Linked DNA regions of Mus musculus: region 1 is linked to region 2. A link is a loop called in an ENCODE intact Hi-C map of the cell type or tissue named here. Cell type or tissue: left cerebral cortex. All regions are shown on one strand. Each heading gives the region's core, and the rest is flanking DNA. Links, peaks and the distances in the headings are about the cores only.

What was found. Peaks named below come from ENCODE experiments on the same cell type or tissue, not always from the same donor. Only the 100,000 strongest peaks of a DNase experiment are listed, where the experiment ranks them.
Region 1: it touches region 2 in a loop (2.4-fold over the local background); 1 of 42 quality-filtered maps calls a loop at or near these places.

What each region holds. Positions count from the first base shown.
Region 1 is chr13:108,522,799-108,527,502 of GRCm38, forward strand. No RefSeq gene overlaps it. Among named protein-coding and RNA genes, the nearest start is that of Gm27572, 27 kb to the left of the region's middle. In left cerebral cortex, for the core only: no CTCF peak of the experiment used is centred there; DNase peaks (open chromatin) are centred at 1,763 and 2,225; H3K27ac peaks cover 1,435 bases.
Region 2 is chr13:108,444,928-108,449,631 of GRCm38, forward strand. It overlaps Gm32450 (a long non-coding RNA gene), which reads left to right. Exons shown (of 6, transcript XR_873945.1): 6 at 3,736-3,970. Among named protein-coding and RNA genes, the nearest start is that of Gm32450, 10 kb to the left of the region's middle. In left cerebral cortex, for the core only: no CTCF peak of the experiment used is centred there; DNase peaks (open chromatin) are centred at 2,208 and 3,660; H3K27ac peaks cover 155 bases.

The DNA of each region.
Region 1 (4,704 bases), core at 743-3,242, 77 kb after region 2:
TTCCTGTGTCTGGGGTATTTTATCATCTTATTCTGTAAACTAGGGTGTCATCATCTTGATTTAAGGCAACATTTTAACACAGTATCAGTCTTAAATACATGGTCTTAAAAAGCAGACTGTCTGGGTTTAGACCCCAGTTCTGCCACTTAGTAGCTTGTTATTCTGGAAACCTCTTTAATCTTCATGTACCTTCATGTCCTTATTAAAAAAATAGAATAATTAAGAGTACCTAAGTACTTTATGTGGAGATTAAGTAAATTAATATCCACAAAACACTTGGAATGATGTGTATCTCATATGAACTGCTTTGTAAGTGTTTGTTGTCTTGCACCACATATTATCTCAGGAATTAGGTCTTTCATTGAGTGTGTTGACTGAAGTTAATTCACCTAGTTTCAAAACCAGAAAGGATCTATTTCTCTGGGCTTTCCCACATGGATCCTGCATAGCTCTGTGTGGCTCTGTTTCAGGGAGATTACATGGAACCTTTCCTTTGTCGATTTCATCATCAAGTTGCAGATGCATCATGGTGCATGAAAGCTATTATTACTCATTGAGTAGGTAATGCAGAGTTGTTTAGGGGACACCGAGAGGTCCAGGCATAGTCTTTCTTCCATGCTCATTGGCTAAGATTACTGTTCCAATCCTCTTATTATGTTCAAAAGGATCTTGGTCCTCCCTTCTCTGGCTTATACTAACAACACTCATTTAAAATCCCTGCTTCGATATAAGAAAGAAAATAGCTAGCTTTGTATCCTTTCCTTTGTCTATATGTGTGCACATATACTTGTGTGTGTGTGTTGTAATTGTATGTGCATATGCATGCATATTTCTCTGTGTAAAAATACACACATGCTTTGGTGCTTGCATAGAAATCAAAGGACAACCTTGGATGATAGTCCTCACCTTCTACATTTTTGAGACACAGTCTTTATTTTGTAATTGTTTTTCTAGGACAGAAGCTGGAATAGCTGGCTTATGCTCTTCCCGGTAGTCTCCTGTCTCTGTTCCTTAGACAAAGGGCATTTGGCTTGCAGACAGCCATGTCACACATTTAGCTTCAACTCTGTTCTGGAAAGTCACACTCAGGTCTTCATACGGGCAGAAGTGTTTTTACCTACTGAGCCATACCACCAGATGCCCCACCCCCTGGCCTCAATAGCTTTGTTTCTAAAACTCTTGAATAAAATGAAAGACTAGGTGCCACTTAGAATAGTTACTCTTCCCCAAGTGTGAATAAGAACAAGGAGGTACCTTTTCCTTCTGTGGGAAGGTTATATTTTAGAGTAAAGTTTGATAAACTACTATGCATGGGTCAAATTCTTATCTATAATAGATATTGTATCCCTTAAGTGTATTTTAGATAGATAAGAATTTATTTCAGTCGTCTTCACTGGGGTTGGAACAAACATCCCACAGCAACACATATAGGGGAATTCAACGAGAGGCAGAATGTCAACGGGAGGTGACATTGTGTGGGAATCTTTTCTTTGGCATCTGTTGCTCTACTGCTACGGGTACATAACATCGTGTCAAGTCATATAGCATTCTGTTGCATTCTGCAGAATGTTGCCTTAGAGATGTTACCAGTGGTGGCTGATTATGCTACATAATTTTTCAAAGGAAATGTAAGTGCTTCTGTTGACTTTATTCCGTATCATCCTATTCTTTTTCTTCTCAAGCATCTTTCTGTTCTTCCCCACGCAATGCACTTCCATCAGCACTGTATTGTACATGAGCACAGTGCACATAGATGTGCATCCAGACTCCTTTGTTTTATGAAAGAGAAAGCTGCCAGAAGTTGTACTGGCAACAGCATCCTTGGTTTCCTAGCATGTAAAATAGAGGTAAAAATCCCAGCTCTGTTTTCCACCCAAGGGGAATCAATGACACGGTATACAGAAGACGGAATAGTGCATGCTGTTTCTTGTGTCTTTAACAATATTCTCAGAAAGGCCTGGTTTCTCCTCACACAGGGCTGTGTGTGTCTGTGGAATAGAATGTAAATGTACTCTGCATGAACTAAAATTGTCAGCTGTGCTGGGTGGGTTATGAGTTTTTGAGCATCGGAGAGCTGGGTGAGAGAGAGACTTTTAAGTCTGTTTTCCTCCTGTGTGCTCTCTGCTTCGTTAACATGGTAGCTGCTGCTTTCCTGGGGCACTCCTGGGAGGTATGCAAGATAAAGGAAAGATGGTAGCCTTGGAAAGGAAAGAAGGCAGTGTTTCTACCATGGCAAAAGACAGAAGAGAAGCAAATCCTGCCAGTCTATTTTAGAAGCAGTTCCTTTAAGTGAATCTGTCATGTAGCCAGTAAAGTTGTTAACTTCTTAAAGATAAAGGAAGGAATATTTCCTTTTAACAAAAATAGACTGTATTTGGTAGCGACGAGGCGTCTCCCCCGGTGATGAAGCTGGAGCAGTTCCTGAAGGGTGAGGGTAACATATGTGAATCCATTTTGTTTGTACTGAACTGCACAAAGAAAATCAACATTTTGCTCAGTTAGGACGTTCTAGCTTCTAAGAGATCACTGCTTTGAATTGTAATCGCACTAGATAACATTTTCTTGTATTCACATTGTTTCCATTTGATTTGGAAAAACCTTCCTGGGAACATTTGCTCCTCTTTGCATAAATAAATTACCATTTTAATTTAGAGAAAATGCTTCAAAATATGGTCATAAATTTGAATTTAGAGAGACCCTGACCTCTGCTTTTTAATCTCTTGGTTATTTGGGGGACTAAGCCCTGTTCTTTACCTATGTCTGTACAACAAGGTTCCCAAGTCTAGATCTTAAAATGTCAACCAGGATTGTTTGGTGTTCTACTTGTGTAAATCAAGCTGTGGTTGTTAACTGACCGTCTGAGCATGCCTTGTTTGGGGAATCCAGCACTCCATGTACTTCTGATGTCTCTCCAGCAGACTAGTCTAGGCATACTCTCAAAAATGGTGTTCAGGGTCTGTGAGCAAGCAGGACCAATTACATAAAGAGGCTAGGTGGCAACACACACACACACACACACACACACACACACACACACACACACACACACAATTTTTGGTATCACATTTGCTAGCACCCCACAGGCCAAGGGAAGGCAGATCACAGAGTCTTAGGAAAGGAGCACAAGGCTGTGAGTTGCAGCACATACACAAGGCAGATGGGATTTGAAAGCCATGAACACACACATCCAGTGTACCAAAAGCCACTTCAACTTCTTCTTTCCTTTATCTTGCATACCTCTCAGGTGCTTCCCAGGAAAGCAGCAGCTACCAAGTTAAGGAAGAGGGTAACATAGCAGACAGCACACAGAAGGAAAACAGGCTTAAAGCGTCTGTCTCTCTCTCACGCCCAGCTCCCTGACACTCACAAAGCTTCTGTTTTTCCAGTTGTCTTGTTCTATGGTATGTCTAAAGACTTGGTAAAACACAAACGAAACAAAAGAGTGAAAACCCTCTCCTCCTAGTTACTTCACACTGCCTGTTATCGATGCTTGTTGAGGGCTTAGTCTGCCATGAAATAAAAATCTTGGTTTAATGGTGGGCCCACTAAATGATATGGATTCTCTAATTCTAACATTTTTTTCTTTTCCATTCTGGCTGTACGTGATCCTGAGCTCTAGTCTATGCTAAGCAGTTCCAGCATTTAGGGGCCTATATTTGAGCAGCCTTTGGGGAGGAAATCCGTGGTTTGACTCTTGTTTTCACGTATAATTGTTTCACGTTCTTCTATCCCAAATCCCATGTTTGCATTTATTACTGCCCACTGTATGTGTCCTAGAGAAACCTCAAATGAGCATGTTGCAAAGAATTCTCATTGTCTGCCTTTTCTCGGTTGCTAACACCCTGGAATGCGAGCCTGTTGAGTGGCTTTCATACCATTTCAATCATGAATAATACAGTTGTGTAAAAATAGACAAAGTGTAGGTCTCTTAGAAGCCTACAATTTGCTCGGCCTAACTGATGTTAAACAAATGCTTGAATATGTAAATTAATGTCTGGCAGCAGTACCTGGGGTGGAGAAAATGAAGCCGTGTATAGATGGACTAGTAGTGGAGTTGAATGGAGAACGGGTACTCAGGGAAGGCTTCTGAAGTGAGGAGCAAGCGGTGAGGAGCTGGACAAAGTGTTTTCAGCAGAGGAATTAGCAGGTGCAAAGGCTGCTGGGACTTGCAATGGGAAGAAAGGTAAGAAACGTGGCGAGCAGACAACCAGGGTCTAGCTCATGCAGCGCCTTTTTGAACAGTAACATCTTTGCGCTTAGACTCTGAGTTCAGTGGCAATCTGTAGGTCCTTTTAGATATGATCTGATGTCTGGCTGCCGTGTGAATAGGCTACTGTAGGGAGTCAAGCTTTGAATCCTGTGATAGTTGAGTTGGAGAAAGATGCTGAGGGGCCCTTGGGCGAGTTGGAGTGGAGTCAGCGTGAGAGGAGGGCAGATCCTTTAAGATGTGTTTCATTTAAATAATCTAAATTTAGAGAGCATGATCAGCTCTGCAAAGCTGAGCATATGGAGAGTGTTTCCCACAGCAGACCCAGCATACATCCGGTGACATCTGAGTTAATTTTAGGTAGTGTGTCACATGAATGGATGTCTGTCTACATTTTAACGGCTACTTAGGAATTTGCGGCTCATTAGGAAACTCACATGTAAATCTTGTGGTTACAGTTTTTATTTTTAGTAAGTATGAAGTATTAAGTCTACAGT
Region 2 (4,704 bases), core at 1,209-3,708:
TCATGTAAGGAAGACATTTGCTACACTTAGTTCTTGTAGTATTCCTTTTTTTGTGGTGGTGGTAAAAACATGTAACCTAAATTTTTCATCATAATATTTGAAGTATATAATTTGGTGACATTAATTGTATGTGCAGTATTGGGCAGTTGTTACCATGCAGAAGAGATACAAAAGCTCTCTATCTCTCTATCCTCGGACCTGGGAACCTCTGATATACTCTTTATCTCAATGAATTTGCCAAAGCAGGTGTTTCACATAAGTGCACTAATATTTGTCCTTGGCTTATTTTATTTAGTGTTGTTTTCAAAACTGTTCCATGTCATAGATTATATCAGTTCTTTAGTTATTCTAACATCCGAGTGATATTCCATTGTATGTTTTTTTGTATATGCAACACTGTGTGTGTGTTTGTGTGTTTGAGTGTTTGAGTGTGTTTGAGTGTGTTTGAGTGTGTTTGTGTGTGTTTGTGTGTTTGAGTGTGTCTGTGTCTCAGCACATATGTGTTGTGCTGAGGAATGAACCTATGGCCTTTTTCAAAAGCTCTGTTATGGAGCATACACTCAGTCCTGCCTGAGTCACATGTTACTCAGATATTCTGTTTTTGTAGACACCTGGATTGCACCCACTTGTTGGTACTGTGAATAATCGTGAGACACATTAGATTTTAAAATGAGCAAAGCAGAAGTAGATGATGCAAAATAATGAAGAAATAGACACAGATGGAGGAATTTAAAAGTGATTATGGGAGAGTGATTTGTTCAATAATACATAGATAAATGCAGAAATATGGATAAGATACATAGTTCTTAGGGCAGGATTCTAGGGCTGGTCACAGGAGATCTTGAAAATAAAATATTAATTGAAAGAAATAGAAGGAGAGAGAGAGTGAGAGACAGAAAGAGAAAGGAAGAGAGGAGGGAGAGGGGGAGAAGAGGGAGGAAGGAAGGGAGGGAGGGAGGGAGGAAGAGAGGAGAGAGAGAGAGAGAGAGAGAGAGAGAGAGAGAGAGAGAGAGAGAGAGTTTTAGTTTCCCCATGATTACCAGGCATAGATATTTGTGCAGGGAGCTCTTTGAAACTTTAATGAATCAAACATGTTAAACACTGCAGTGATTTAAAAAAAACTTGTAAGAAATGAAAATCTTCTGACTTCTTTATGTGAAATTGAAATTATATTGTTGATAGAGTCTACTGAAGAGCAAATAATGCCAATAAGAAGGAAAGAAAGAAAAACCACAGATCAATGTTTCCTGATTTTATCAATGCAACGATCTCCCACAAAATGTCATCTGGCTTTTAGATTTCAGAGCATCAGCAAAAGAACAATTTCTTGTATCATTTGCGAATTTTGTGCCATTCATGGTATTGTCTCCTCAGCAGGACCAAGTCACGGGAGATTAATTTCAAAGGAAAGAATGCTTACTATTAGGAAATGTATTGAAATAATTTACAGTACTAGCATCTAAAGAGTAAAGCCACACAGACAAACCATGGTTGCAGAAAAATGGTTATTATTGGAAACATAAAGTCCGTTATTGATTAAGAAAAAAAGAAAAAAAGAACAGACCACAAACCAGAACCGAATCTATAATTTCATAATTAAAAAAAATATTTTGTCTTAAGCCAAAAGAAGCTCCCGCTGATGGGACAAATAACGGAAGCGTTCACAGCTAATGAGGAAAAACACAGCGCGTACATTGTTTAACACTGATTTAAGATTCTGGCCAATTTTCTTGTGGATAAGAGAACAAATAGTGGTAAAAAATAGACATGTATGGAAATAATATCACTGTGCTTAGAAGATTGCAGAGAATTAGCTCACTGCTAGAGCTATAGCAAGAGAACAGAGCAGGGTGCCTAGATGCAAAAAATAAAAAATTAATACATGGAGACCCCCCCCCCCCCAGTCCATGGTATGACACAATAAAGATTCACGTGGCCAGGAAGCTGATGCTGATACTCACATGGGAGAATGAAAATCGCCAGGAAGAAGTTTTATTCATAGCATCAGTGAGAAATGTTAGAGGGTTAAACTGTTACCTGATGCTGGTGCAGTGAGCTATTTCAAATCAAAGAAGACACCATTCACTGTCTTTGGAATCTGCATCAGATGGGTTGTCACATACAAATTTTACATGAACAACCGGCACATCTACTGTTATGCATGGGGCAGGCAGGCAGCTTGAGAAGTTCTCAGGGGACCAATCTCAGCGAGCCTGGAAGATGAGCAGGCAGTGCTTTCGTCATTGTAGTCTCTTGTCTAACTGGCAGACTTTGTAACACTCATGGTGTTGTCTCTTTAAAAAAGCAGTTTGCCATTTTTAATTTTATGAATCCAGCTTAAGATATAGAGACAAGGTTTAAAAAAAAAAACAACAAACAGAACCAAAACCCAAAGATACCAGCGGTGAGTGTAGAATGGTTTACTTGAATTGCAGCAGGGACCCCCCCCCCCCCAACCCCCGAGCTTAGCTGTGTGCTTAGAAGCTCCCAGGGATGAAATACCTTAGGAAGACAAGGAACTCTTATAGAAGGCAAAGAACTCTCAGGCATCAGCTTTTTACCTATTCCCAAGGTTTGACCCTGTGTGAGGCACTTTCTCCCTGCAGTGGAGGGGGCAGGAGCGGTTGGAGCTGGAAGCTTTAACCATTTCAGTTCCACTAGGCTGGAGCTGATGCTTTCCTGATGAAATCTAAGAGGTTGCCAACCAACATGCTGTTTGAGCGAATGCTTGAAGATACAGCTGCATGGAAATTCCCTTAGAAAAGGTATAGAAAAAAAATATAGCCAACATCAGAAACTATCAGGGGCCTGCAGATCACTACATATGAGTTGCTAGAATGGCTACCACATAAAACCAGGTAAGTGGTAGCAAATGTGGGCAAGGATACAGAGAAGAGTGAATCCTTGTATGCTATTGATGGGTAGGCTGATTGTTCATAAAGAAATGACCATTCAAACTACATGAGCCAGCAGCCTCTCTATCAAGTCATACATGCAATCAGTCGCTGCCCATGAGACTGATGCCTTCATGGCCACCACAGCATCACTCATCATAGGCAATAATCAAAGAAACTCAAATTCTGAATATATAAAAACAGTAGGAAAATGGGGAAAATGGAAAGACAAGGGACCGAAGAGTACAACTTTGAGTCTTGTGGAGGAAGAAAATGTAGCCAGTGTGCAGCATAAAGACTAGAGTTAATAGCCTTACTTTATATCAGAAATTTGCCAAGAGAGATTTTATGTATTTTTACCAACACACACACACATACACACACACACACACACACACACACACACACACACACACACAGGCACACTGTTGTGAGATGGAGGGGTATATCAATTTACTTGGTTGTAGCAATCATTTTACTATGTATATATGAGTCAAAAAACCATTTTGTATACATACAATAAAAAGAAAATAAATGGCAAATCCCTATTCCTTTTTGGAGATAGATTCTCTCTCCATCCCCCTTATATGTAGAAACCCTGGAGTTGCCTGGCCTACTCCCAGTCTGTTTCCCAGGTTTTCAGGATACTTTCTTCAGTGAGAACAGCTTGGTTTATTGGTTAGCATGGGCAATATCACAAGTGTTTAACTTCTGTTTCAGAAGGCAAACACGGATGTGTTTACATTGCCCTTTACGAGTTTTCCCACTGGCAAAGCCTTTGGCACGGAACAGGAGAAATGCTAAACAGAATAAATTCCAGCCCGAAGTTCCTTTTCCGCAGATGCCTTTCGGGAAAAATTCTATGAAGTCTGATGACCTTGGAAACCACAGTCGTCATCGAGCAAAGTCCTCCAGGAGCATAGGTCGGTAGTGGGTCCCAAAGTCCCTATTTATGCTTGGAAGAGGAGTGCAGTAGGTAAGATTCTACCTTACAAAATGCGCTGTCACAATCCCTGAATCATTTACATTTCATATGTTACCCCCTTTTGCGGTTTCCCCTCCACAAACCCCCATCCCCTCCCCCTCCCCCTGCTCTATGAGGGTGCTCCTCCACTTTGTTTTAATCACTAAGCCAAAACGACTAGGTCTCACTTCTAAAATGGGTGGTCTTGATTATAAATAAAAATTTGCTAAGGTAAAAATACTGCAGCTGGATTTTGCTTTTAAACATGTGTATATATATGTGTGTGTGTGTGTGTGTGTGTGTGTATACACCACACACACACACACACACACAATATTTAACCTCTAGTAGCAAGAGGTGCAGAGATAAGAAATCCGACAGAGTTAATTTATCAGGCACTATATATAACAGCAGGAAAGCTTCACTTCCAAAAGTATTTTACTTAGGCATCTTTCTTGTTGAAATCTTAAAAGCTGCCCACGTCATTTGATTCCCCACAGCAGGTTATTTCAAGCTCAAGCTGCCGTGTCTCTCCCCTCCCCTGGATCTTCTCTCCATCAGTGAGGTTTGAGCTCCTCTCCTTTGCCAACTAGACGTGTTTAAAAGAAAGTCACTTGAGTCTTATGCTGTCCCTTGGTAAAATTAGGGACATGGAGTAAGAAGGGACCGGTCCACTTGGAGTCCCGGAGTAACGGGGCTCACAGATTCTGAAGTTAATCAGCAGCTAAACGTGACATTGAGAGTAACCTGAGCCAGGCTGTTCTCCCCACCCCTGAGGGACAAGGAGCTGTGGTGAGCAAGCACATTCAGTGCTCACATTGTTACCACATGATCAGGGGAAGAAAT